Regions from separate parts of the Homo sapiens genome. Here region 1 is linked to region 2. A link is a contact called in ENCODE Hi-C or POLR2A ChIA-PET data. All regions are on one chromosome and are shown on one strand. Each heading gives the region's core, a stretch centred on a gene start or an enhancer-like site at or near the end of the contact. The rest is flanking DNA. Distances are from core to core; before and after follow the strand shown.

Evidence for each region. A loop is a pair of places that touch in the nucleus more often than their neighbours do. ChIA-PET counts read pairs that join two places held with the same protein, here RNA polymerase II (POLR2A). Pooled maps may share reads with other maps.
Region 1: a loop to region 2 is called in a pooled map, with 2.1 times the contacts of the local background. The contact joins two enhancer-like sites. A Hi-C loop is called at or near these places in 1 of 50 pooled maps. POLR2A ChIA-PET finds 5 or more read pairs at or near these places in 2 of 52 experiments (T-cell and activated CD8-positive, alpha-beta T cell).

The regions. Positions count from the first base shown.
Region 1 is chr10:110,384,590-110,390,999 of GRCh38, reverse strand. No RefSeq gene overlaps it. Among named protein-coding and RNA genes, the nearest start is that of SMNDC1, 83 kb to the right of the region's middle. RefSeq lists enhancers at 2,138-2,207, 2,218-2,377, 2,428-2,707. Within about 2 kb of position 2,624, at least 3 of the 41 ENCODE cell types and tissues checked have a DNase peak (open chromatin) inside an H3K27ac peak, as active enhancers do.
Region 2 is chr10:110,132,964-110,139,422 of GRCh38, reverse strand. It overlaps ADD3 (adducin 3), which reads right to left. Exons shown (of 15, transcript NM_016824.5): 15 at 3,858-6,097. The coding sequence ends at 5,805. It also overlaps the pseudogene SNRPGP12. Among named protein-coding and RNA genes, the nearest start is that of MXI1, 71 kb to the left of the region's middle. Within about 2 kb of position 2,147, at least 3 of the 41 ENCODE cell types and tissues checked have a DNase peak (open chromatin) inside an H3K27ac peak, as active enhancers do.

The DNA of each region.
Region 1 (6,410 bases), core at 1,375-3,874, 250 kb before region 2:
CAGCTCACTGTAGCGTTGAACTCCTGAGCTCAAGGGATCCTCCCGCCTCGGCCCTCCAGAGCACTGGGATTACAGGTGGGAGCCATGTTGCACCCACCAAAACTTCTTATTTAAACTCTCTAACCACTGGGTGAGAGTTGTCAGCATTGTCATAGCCCCTGTAAACTATTTAAATGAGAATTGTTTTCCTAAGGACAAAACTTGCCTAAAGTAAGACAAGACTTGAATTAGCTTTGTTTGTTTTGTTTTGAGACAAGGTCTTGCTCTGTTGCCCAGGCTGTAGTGCAGTGACACGAACCTGGTCCACTCCAGTCTCAAACTCCTGGGCTCAAGCAATCCTTCCATCTCCGCCTTCTGAAGACCACAGGTGCACACCGCCATGCTTGGCTAATTTTTAAAACAAATTTTGTAGATGGGGGCCTCCCTATATTGCCCAGGCTGGTCTCAAATTTCTGGGCTCAAGCAATCCTCCTACCTTGGCCTCTCAAAGTGCTGGGATTACAGGCATGAGCCATGGCATCTGGCCAAGTTAGCCTGTTTCTTAATGAAGAAACTGAGACACGAACTGGACAATTAGAACCGAGGTCCTCTCACCTGTTCTTCCAGCTCATCCTTGGGTTTCCCCATCTTAGGAGGAGAAGGCTGGACTAGCGAGACCTTCGGAGTCAGGCCTGCACCACTCAGCAGGTCTCAGCGCTCATGTGTGAGTGACCCACCATGAGGTGAGTTTTAAGCCACATTACTCTTTCCGCTGCTGATTGTCAAGGTGCCATATTGATGGATAAGGAGGCTGGCTTCCAGGTCCCCCAGCAGCAGGAGGGCTGCCCTCACCCATTCACATCACACTCTTTCTTTCTTTTTTTTTTTCCTTTTTGTGGAGAACAAGGTCTCACTATATTGCCCAAGCAGGTCTCGAACTCCTGGGCTCAAGCTATCCTCCCGCCTCTGCCTCCCTAAGAGCTGGGATTACAGGCATGAGCCACCATGCCCAGCCACCACAACTTTCCATCATGAGGGAGAGGAGGGTGGGGTTGCTCTTGTGACTGTGCCCTATGCTGCAATGCTGCCCTTACCAGGTGGATGAGTTGAAGCCGGAGGGGCATCTGCAGACTTGCAGAGTGAAAACAGTACTGTCCAGGACGAGAGGGAAGGTCTGGCTATTGACAATGGACCAATCAGGTTCTCTCCCGGGCCTTTGCCTCTTCATCCACAATATGGCAGCATTGGGCAAGGTCACTGAGCCTTGCTGCTTTAAAATGTGCCTTTCTTTCCCTCAAATCAGGCATGCTCCTTCCCCACTCAGGCCCTTTGCATTTGCTCTTCCCTCTGCCCAGATGTCTTTTCCTCTAGATCTTCACACGCAGACCCCTTCTCATCATTCTGGTTGCAGCCTGAATGTTGTCTCCTCAGAGCAGTCACCTGGAGCTCTGGCTAAAGTCAGCCTCACCCGGTTCATCCCAGTTGAGGTTCGTCACCACTGTCACCAGCTGGAATCATCTGCTTCCTGATTTGCTGCTATGTTTCTGGTCTGTCTTCCCCTGTGAAGGCAGAGCCTCATGGGTGTTGCTCATCATTTCGTCTCAGTGCCTGGTGCAGACAAGGCTGAAGCAAAGCACAAGGGAGGTTCCGAGGCTGCAGGCTCCTCACGCCGAGGAGTCAGCCACCCCCGTGTGCCATGGAAATGCAGGCATGTGAGGCTGTGGTTCTTCAGGAGGGACACAGGGAGCAGCCAGACCTGGGGAAAGATTCAGTGGAATGACCCCCGAAACCTGGCATTTGGGGGCTTCTCTACCCCGGCCAGTCAAGCCTCTGGGACCTGAAGAGCCCCCTCACACTCCTCATGACAACCATGACAACCTCATGACAACTAACAGCAAAGGCAGCGGTTTTTTGAAAATGTGTCTTTTGGTGACCAATCCCAAGGGATCATTCACTTTCTGGCCTGGAGACAAGAAAGGGAAGACCTCCCCCAACACCCCCTTTCCCTGCTACAGGTCACCCAGAGGCATAATGTATAGACCTCCTAAATCCCCTCCCTTATCCCTCTAGACATCTCTCTGGACAGCGCGACAGTGAGTCTGTCCCCCTGGCGGCAGCTGGATCATTAACTGTGAGGTTTATCACGGGTGATAGGATTGAGCTCTGTGCTTCACGTTGTTGTTGGAAGGGAGATAAAAGAGGTCTTGGGAGCCATGAGTCCCCGACTTTCCCTTCTACCCCACTTTCCAGAGCAGCTGGATACAGGGAAAGTCACTCACACACTCCTCCTTGCTGGCCGCTGTGCACATGGTTTTGTCATGCATGTCACCCTAACACCAGATTACTTTCCCCAAGACATGCCAGGATCATTTCTTCTAGCCCAGCTGTGTTCGAACTAGCCCTTCACCAAGTGGTTCAGTTTCCTTGGTGGGGCCTGTATGATTGTGAGGGGCTGGGGGAAGTCTGGAGGCGGGTGTCAGGGAAGTATGAAGCCCAGTTCCTGCCACAAGGTTCACACCCAATGAATGGTCACTGTTATTACACAGGATGGTAGGCTTGTGGTTTGTTTTTTCCCTCTATTCTTTGGTCACTTTTCTATAAGCATATTATTTTTAGAATCAGAAAAAAAAACTCATGAAACAAAAGAAATGTGATGAGTGATTTACAGGGAGCAAAGGGCAGAGAGAGAGAGACAGAAAGAGAGAGAGAGAGACAGATGCTCTTTAGAAACCGTGGCTCTGGGCCCCGGAATTTAATCTGCAGTTAAGGAGGCTGAGAGAGGCAGGTGGGTGCACCCACAGGTCTCCTAACTGAGAACTTCCTGCCTTTGAGCCCACCTACTAGTCCCCAGGTTACAGATCTCAGGGAAACCCCAGGGCTCCCACCCCCTCCACACACACACCCACTCCCAGTCAGGCGGCCTGTGAGCCTGGGTTGGGGCTAACCGGAACCCAGCCAGCCTCTCTCCCACCTTCTACCTTCTGTTCTCAATGCTGTGCCCCTGGGCTGGGGCAGCCTGAGCTAGGTGATGTCGAGCCAGGAACAAGAGCCAAGGACCACAGAACCTGCTTTTGGTTCCACATGTCTCTGCCCCATCTTCCTTTTTCTTTTTCCACCTCGTTTCTTTTTTTTTCTCTTTTCTTTCTCTCTCCCTTCCTTTCCTTTCCCTTGCCTCCCCCATTCCCCTTCCCTTCCTTTTCTTTCTTCCTTCCTTCCTTTCTTTTTCTCTTTCTTTCTTTTTCTTTCTTTCTTTCTCTTTCTTTCTTTCCCTCTCTCTCCCTCCCTTCCTTCCTTCCTCCCTTCCTTCCTCTCTTTCTTTCTTTCTTTCTCTCTTTCTCTCTTTCTTTCTCTCTTTCTCTCTTTCTTTCTTTTTCTTAGAGAAAGGATGTCCCTCTGTTGCCCAGGCTGCAGTGAAGTAGCACAACCATGGCTCACTGTAACCTTGAACTCCTGGGCTCAAGCAATCCTCCTGCCTCAACCTCCTGAGTTGCTGGGACTACAGGTGTGAGCAAATGCACCCGGCACTTTTCTCCTTTTTTATTTTAAATACTTTTAGAGTAATTCCTTTACATAAATTGAACTTCATAAAAAGTTAGAACTTTGCACATTAAAAGACACTATCAACAGAGTGAAAAGACCATCCAAGAATGAGATACAGTATTTGCAAATCATATATCCGATTGGGGATTAATCCAGGATATCTAAAGAACTCTAAAACTCAGTAACAACAAAAACCCAAACAACCCAATTCAAGAAATGAGAAAAGGACTTGAATAGACATTTTTCCAAAAAAGATATACAAATGATATACACATGATATACAAAATGATATACAAATGATATACAAAAAGATATACACATTAAAATATGTTCACATCACTGATCACTAGAGAAATACAAATCAAAACCACAATGAGATACCACTTCGTACTCATTAGGGTAGCTATTATCAAAAAACAAGTAACAAGTATTGGTACGGATGTGGAGAAATTGGTGCCCTTGTGCATTGCCGGTGGGAATGTAAAATGAGGCAACCTCAGTGGAAAACGGTAGGCAGTTTCTCAAAAAATTAAACAGAATAACCATAGGGTCCAGCAATTCCACTTCCAAGTATAAACACAAAAGAATTAGAACAGGGACTCAAACAGATTTTTTTTTCCTTTTCTTGCTTTTCTTTCTTTCTTTCTTTTTTTTTTTTTTTTTTTTGGAGACAGAGTCTCACTCTGTTGCACAGGCTAGAGTGCAGTGGTGCGATCTTGGCTCACTACAACCTCCACCTACCAGGTTCAAGCGATTCTCCTGCCTCAGCCTCTGGGATAGCTGGGACTACAGGCACACTACCACCATACCTGGCTAATTTTTGTATTTTTGATAGAGACAGGGTTTCACCATGTTGGCCAGGCTGGTCTTGAACTCTTGGCCTCAAGTGATCTGCCCAGCCCACCTCGGCCTCCCAAAGTGCTGGGGTTACAGGTGTGAGCCACCGCACCCAGCCTCGAACAGATATTTGTATACTCATGTTCATAACAGTATTATTCACAATAGTAAAGGTGGAAACAACCTAAATGTTCACTGACAAATGAATAAATAAACAAAATGTGATACAATAAACTGGGTTGTTATTGTCTTTCAAAAGAATTCTGATACATGCTGCAACATGGACGGACCTTGAAAACATGCTAAGTGAAATAAGCCAGACACAAAGGGACAAATATTGTGTGATTCCACTTACATTATGTATCTAGAATAGTAAAATTCATAGAGATAGAAAGAATAGTGGTAACCAGGGGCTGTGGGGAGGAGGGAATAGGGAGTTATTGTTTAATGAGTATGGAGTTTCAATTTGGGATGATGAAAACATTCTGGAGCTGGATAGTGGTGGTGATGATTGTACAACAATGTGAATGTTCTTAATGTCACTGAAGTGTACATTTAAAAATGGTTAAAATGGGCTGCGCGGTGGCTCACGCCTGTAATCCCAGCACTTTGCGAGGCAGAGGTGGGTGGATCACCTGAGGTCAGGAGTTCAACACCATCCTGACCAGCATGGTGAAACCTCATCTCTACTAAAAATATAAAAATTAGCCGGGCGTGGTGGCATGTGCCTGTAGTCCCAGCTACTTGGGAGGCTGAGGCAGGAGAATCGCTTGAACCCGGGAGGTAGATGTTGCAGTGAGCCTAGATTGTGCCACTGCACTCCAGTCTGGTGACAGAGTGAGACTCCGTCCCAAAAAAAAAAAGGTTAAAATGATAAATATCATATATATTTTACTACAATAAAAAAGAATGGAAAGACTATTAAATATCTTTTAATGAAAACCCCTCGTTCTGCAAAGAAAGAAACAGTCTTAGAGAGGTAGAAAAAAAGTCATTTCTTAAAGTCATCTTTTTTGTTTTTTGTTTTTTTGTGTTTTTTTTTTTTTTTTTTTTTTTTGGTTTTTTGAGATGAAGTCTCACTCTGTCACCCAGGCTGGAGTGCAGTGGCGCGATCTTTGCACACTGCAACCTCCATCTCCCGGGTTCAAGCGATTCTTCTGCTGCAGCCTCCTGAGTAGCTGGGATTACAGGCACAAGCCACCATGCCTGGCTAATTTTTGCATTTTTAGTAGAGACAAGGTTTCACCATATTGGCCAGGCTGGTCTCGAACTCCTGACCTCAGATGATCCACCAACCTCGGCCTCCCAAACTGCTAGGACTACAGGCATGAGCCACTGCACCCAGTCCCTTAACTTCATTTTTGATACCTCAGATATAACAGGTATTCTAAACTTTAAACAGTACACACAGTCGCCAACTTATGATGGTCTGACTTACAGTGTTTTAAACTAATGATGGGTTTATTGGGATGTGAGCCCTGACACAAGTTGAGCAGCATCTGAACAGATGAAATACCCTCCCTCATTAATTCCCGCCCCTCCCCAGTGGGTAACCGAAGGTTACATCACTTTTGTGTGAATCCATCTAGATATCTTCTGTAGGTTTACAGAAATGGAACCATTCTGCACCCATTTTGCAACTTTCCCTTTATACTCAATGCTATTTCTTAGAGATCTTTCCGTGTCAGTACATATAAGCTACCACATTCATTTAAGCTACTACACAGTATTTCATAGTACTAACGTACCATAGCTAAGCATTCCCCTTCTGACAGACACTGCTATTGTCTGAATGTTTGTGTCTCCCCAGATTCACATGTTGAAACCTAGTCCCCAGTGTGGTAGTATTAGCAGTTGGGGCCTTTAAGAGGTGATTAAGTCATGAGGGATCCACCCTTGTGAATGGGATTAGTTCCCTTATAAAAGCAACTCAAAAGAGCTTGTTCATCCTTGTGTCCCGATGTGCCGTTTATGAAGCATAGTGAGTTCTCGCCAGACACCAAGTCTGTGAGCACCTTGATCTTGGACTTCCCAACCTCCAGAACTGTGAGCAA
Region 2 (6,459 bases), core at 898-3,397:
GCAAGGATCTCTTTCCTGAGTTGGAAAAATGAATAGACAAGAATTATTGCTGGATTTAACTGGTGACAGACATGTCTAAGGAATATTGCAGGGATTTGATCCCTTTATGAATCTTTTGATTGATGGATGTGTGGAGATTGCAACTAGTGGGTAACAGAATGATATTCCTCATGGTGATATGAGGAAATTGTATCATGTTAGAAGCCTTGGGATGAGTATAAATCAAGGCTGTTTTGCAGAGAAATCCATGACCTCTCCCCGAAGGGCCTATTTTACTATGACGTAAAAATTGGATCATGTATATTTTCATACTAAACTTTTTGTTAAATAAAAAGGAATTGTGGACTGGATATATATCCATCTATTTTTCTGCTAGATAAAAAAAGCTTTTTTTTTTTTTTTTTTTGGTACAGAATATCAAAATGTGCCCGTTTGTCACTTGAAGTGTAAATGGCATTTAAAATATTAGAGGTTCCAACAGTAAAGAAATCAGCAACTTGAGACAATACTGTAAAGACTCATGGAGCATCTAAAAACTTGAAACTTTAGGAAACAACTATGGATAAATAATAATTAGGCTTGGTCTTGCAATGTGTTTCTCTAAACTGTTCCCGTAATAAAGTTCTAAACATCACAATTTGCAGTAAACTTTAGAAAATGTATCTATTATCTATTTTATCCATTCGTAGGTTATGCCCTGATGGGTTTCCAAGGAAAACTGTGGTATGACAAGCATGAAATGAAGACTTGAAGACCTTTTCTTGAATCCGGGCTTAGCGCCCCCATGAAGTGTATGACATTAGGTAAGCACCAGCTCTCAGAAGGATAATTCTTACAAAGTCAGAACAAGATAACCAGGCTATAAGGAACAAATAAAATAATCTGGTATCTATAAACTTTCCTCAACCTTAGACTGCACCTAGCAATGCATAATCAAAATAGAGTTCTAAATCAAGCCCAAAAATACTTCGAAGGAGTTCCCTCAATGAACTAAAACTAAATTTAGATCCACTATTGCCCCCTAATGGTCAGCTCTTAGAAATGAAACCCCTTTGAAAGTAAGAGTATGCAAATTCAGGGTTTTTTTCTATCAAGTTTCCCCAAAAGGCTTCTACATTGTTTTTCTCCAAGACAGACCATCTTCAATTACACTCATTTAAATAAAATTGTAGATACAGTGTATTTCTGATCTTTAAAATGACTTCTGTAACTAGATTAAGCTACCTTTTCTGGTTTTAAAAACATTTTCCTTAGAATGTTTCTTCTGTTTCCAATAATGGAAATCAAGAAGAAAAGAAAAAGAAAAAGGGCTTCTTCTCAAGTCTCTGCTGCATCTTAAGCAAAAGTATGATAACTTGTCTTCCAGGTGTCATGGTGTAAGATTTAGGAGCTGGTTCTTTATCCTAAAGGTTGCTATCACCACAGGTCATTCCTGCTTCTCAGGTATCCACCAATTTCTTCATTCTTGAGGTGATTTGTTAGGGAAAAAAGTCTTCCAAATCAAAAGTCAATGTTTGATCCCAAATCTACTTATATCAAAATACAAGTTCACCGTGGCTTGACTTACAGTCCAAACTAAGATAACTGCCTCTTCCTAAAAACCATGGAAATGTACTGCAGCCACACAGGGTCTGGCACACAGATGGCATGAGTAATTATAGAAGTCTGAATCTCTATGGGTGGAATCCTACCACCTACTTTTCATCTTCTACAAGCCTTAGTTTCATTATCTACAAAATGGGAATAATATCATCTACTTTGTTGGGATACTGGGAAGGCCAAATGAAGTCATATATGAAAAGCATTTAGCCTAACGTTTGGTACACAGAAGGCATCAACAAAAAATATTATCGGTTAGCTCCTTAGTAAAAAAGAAAAAAAAAAGTCAATTATTGAAGAAGGCATTGTCTTGTCACTCACAGGTATGAAAACTCTGAGGTGTCATATCCTATCACAGCCTCTGAGAGCACACCACAACTTTCTATGTGTTCTCCACTGTGGGTGATATCTGTAATGAGACCTGCTAAGGAAACAAAGTCGAGAACGATCTACTGAGGAGAATAAACAACAAAGGAAATGCCTTCTCTTTCAAGTTCTGGGTATTTCACAACAAACATGGTGCCTACAGACTAAATAGGGAAGTTCAGTGCAAGGAATGGAAACATTGGATTGTTAGATCTATTACTCCCTCTAGTGGCCACAAACAAGACTGTTTTTATCAAAATCCCAGTTTGGCCAAGATTGCAACTTGGATATGTGTATGTATCAACCTTGAGTTTGAAAAGAAATAACCAGTCTGTATTTTCTGCCTATGTGGGGGGGAAAAAGGGGCCTGATGTTAAGAGAAGCCAGTGCTGTCACAAATTTTATCAGTTTGGTTTTTATTCCCTGAATGAAAATACTAATCAATGAAGAAAAGGCACATGCGAACTTTTCTACTATATTGACTCTCAAGTGAGAACTGAAGATAATCGCCTTTGTTGCTTTATGAAAGGGAATTTTGAAATGAGCATCTTTCTAAAATAGCAATTTTTTACCACAGGGTGATTTACAAGCCAAGGTAATAATTAAATATGCCCAAGACTATGACTATTTTTCTCTGACCAAACCCTTCATTTTTATAATGGGTAATTATAGTAAAAACTTCAATTAACCAGAGCCCTCAATTAACATGTTATCCTCCTCTTGTACTGTATTTTTAGGGCAAAGTAGAAAAATAATCACAAGAAGTTATTCATATGACAGATTTAGTTTGAAAATCTAGATGTGTTATCTAAGTAGGAAAAAAAACCCTGAAAAATTACATTCACACCATAATATATAAAAAACACCTACATATAAATGATATATATATAAATATATATAACTAGATAATAGCTGGAAGGGAATATAATTTTTTTAAATGTGAATATGGACCAGACATGGTGGCTCACGTCTATAATCCTTATGATTTGAAAGGCTGAGGCAAGAGCATCACTTGAATCCAGGATAACACGGTGAGATCCTGTCTCAACAAAAAACAAAGAAACAAAATAGCTGGGTGTGGTGGTGCATGCCTGTAGTCCAAGCTACTTGGGAGGCTAAGGAAGGAAGATCACTTGAGCCCAGGAGTTTGAGGCTGCATTGAGCTATGATCACACCACTGCACTCCAGCCTGGGCGACCATGTCAAAAAGGAAAAAAGGCTGGGCACAGTGGCTTACACCTGTAATCCCAGCACTTTGGGAGGCCGAGGTGGGTGGACTGTTTGAAGTCAGGAGTTCAGGACCAGCCTGACCAACATGGCAAAACTCTGTCTCTACTAAAAATACAAAAATTAGTTGGGCATGGTGCCGCATGCCTGTAATCCCAGTTACTCAACAGGCTGACGCATGAGAATCACTTGAACGTGGGAGGCGGAGGTTGCAGTGAACCAAGTTTGTGCCACTGCACTCCAGACTGGGCAAGAGTGAGACTCCGTTTCAAAAAAAAAAAAAAAAAAGTGAATGTGATAAAATTGTGAACTACTTTCTACTCTTTCTGCTGTTTTTCTATTACATTGTTATTTGTACAACAAATACATTAAAAATCAGAGAGGTACATATCCTGCAACATCTATTCTACATTGATAGAGGCTGCCATACCCATTATCAAGAGACAAAACAGGTCTCTCAGGGAATATCTCCTCTAACATAAGCTGAAAAAAGACAGGTTTTGTATATATATATAATTTTCAACTAATTTGAAAATATATTTATCAGGACATTCTTTATTCAGAAGCATCAATAACTTACCAAGTTTCACTGAAGTATAAAACTCAACAGACCATGAATAGGCTAAGTAACCACCTGTGAATGGAAACCTCATGATACAAGTCCGTATATTTAAAATACTGTTTATTTGTGATTTAACATTAATTAGCATTACATCTAAGAGCAATATCAGATAACATTTATACATTTTTCCACAGGACACAGAGGTTCATTGGCTCATTCTTTATGCCAAAGCAAGTAAATAGAGGCATTAGCAAAAGGTGCAATAGTTCACTGTTATGTTTAAAAAATATTTATGCACATTGCATTCATTTAGATATATATATTTTTAAAAAGTTATGGAAAAGCATAGTTCACAGGTTACTATTTCTACATACATTGTAATACAACATAAATGATGTAGAACATTAAAAAAATCTTCCAATAGAGAGTTAAGCAACTGAAAGTTTCCACCAAGAGATTAAAACACTGATTCCAGTAGTTAGTGAGATCTAGAATGACATTTCCAGGCTCTGGCTCAACTCTGCATTATCATATGCACACAAACAGAGCCAGCTCCAAAACACACTGTAATCAATGTAATTTTTTGCATGCCAACTCACCCTTAAGAAACACTTTGAGTTATTTTTACCCACGATCATTCTGGATCATTGATTTTGCATCGAACTGTGACATCACTTGGGTGAAAGGGGAAACGCCTATATTAAGCCTAGGTTTAAATTTGTATTTACATTAAAAAGAAAGGTCACTGAAAAGATTTTTTTAAATCTGTAAAAATCAAGAAGTGGTAGTTTTCTTACTGGTGGGATTAGACCTGCTGATTTCTTCTAGTGCTGCCCTCTAAAGATACAAAAAATTAGAAAGATTTGACCCTTTTAAAACTCAAATATCAACCAAGAAAGACATTGCTTTTGGCAGAGAAGCAGAATTTTAGAAATTTGGGACATGTTTCCAACAAATCACACTTTGTATCCTATCGTGAATATGAGTCACCATCAAACTAGAATTCTTCTTTTCACATCCCATCTTTTGTCCCCTTAATTTTTCACTTTCCCTTTCATTCTTTTTCATTTGGCTACCTTATGAGACTTTTCTTTACTCATTAGCAATACTAAGAGAAAAATACAGTTTAAGATTCAAATATGAATCTAGATGTACCTTTACATGCTCTAATCCTGTTTTAACACCAAGTCCCTGGATTCTGGAGTTATATTTAAGTATACTCAGTACCAAGCAGCCTTAAGTATGCTCTACTGTGAAAAGATTGGCTAATATGCTTAGGACACTTTTATACTGAACGGTATACAAACATCAACATACAAAATTTTTTTTTTTTTTTTTGCCAGAGTTAAACTAAATAACCCATGTTATGTGTACAAAATCCCCTTTGTTGAAAAATAAGGGGCTTTCTAAACTAATAAAAAAGGAAGTTTTCAAAAATTATAGTTTATTAAAACAACTTTTTTGGCAAACAAAGTTACTTCAGGTGAGGAAATTTTATACTGTGAATAAAATTCCAAATGAATCTTTTCTTAAAACTTTTTAAAAAATTATGTGCCAGTGTATACTAATGCTATAGATTCTTGTCTTAGAAGTTTTTAAAGCATTCTGTTAATGCCCACTGAAACAATGGGACTCCAAAAATATAGTCAATAATCATGATAAAAAATTATAATATGATTATCAAGTGAAGCAGGTATTGAGAAATAAAAATTCTCACTTGCTCACTGGCAATTTCTTTCTAACAGATATTATGGAGAAGGCCTGAAGTAATTCAGACAGATAGCTGTTTATGGTGAATTATAATAATACTTCATGAGGGCAGAGCTAATTAAAACTAGTAATTGCTTAAAATTCAAAGCCATTTCTGGACATATAAAATGAGAGATGAATCTGAAAGTTTTTCTTTTGTAAAACCTCTTTCCAGTTCTTAAAGTCCAGTTTGCTACATCCCCCAATCTGATCTACCATTGCATATTAATGATCAACTTAAATGTGGTATTTAGATGTGCAATGTCACATTGTTATAATAATAATTATAAAAAGACTTTATTTAGGCCTCAACTTTCTCCTTTTTTTTGTTCTTTTTCAGAAAAGAAGGAGTGCGGAATTTCTTCTTTTTCTTGGATGGCGATTTTGAAGGGGAGCCTTCAGGTGACAGGACTTCTTCGATTTTCTCTGGAGACTTAATAGTAATCTCGATGTTTTCTATGGTTGTACTTGTGCTTAACCTACTCACTCGCTTAGCAAGCTCATCTTCAACATCATGCATATCATCCTTGCCATTTACTACCATGACAGGCACTTCCATGGAGATGAAGCTCTTGGAAAACAGCTCATGGTTTTCTACGAAAGGGGAGGGTTTTTTGGGGGTTATTTTACATACTTAACATTTTTGCTCTACTTTACAAAACTGAAATGTTTTAGCAATGTAATAAGGCATTACTTTGATTCCAATGAAGACAGATCATTATTTTAATAAACTGTGATCTATTAGCAAGAAGCTAATTTTCTTTAATGATATAAAGGGGAAAGGAACAAAGTTGTTAAACCAAAGAGCAAAAGCTAGATAATCCCAGTTTGATGAAATAACAGTTTCATTGTAAATCAATTAAGTATAAATGAGGAAGACAACATATTTTTCTCTAGTTTTGGGATCATTTGGCAATCAATACTGAAAAAGATTTCATGCTGCTGATTGGGAGATG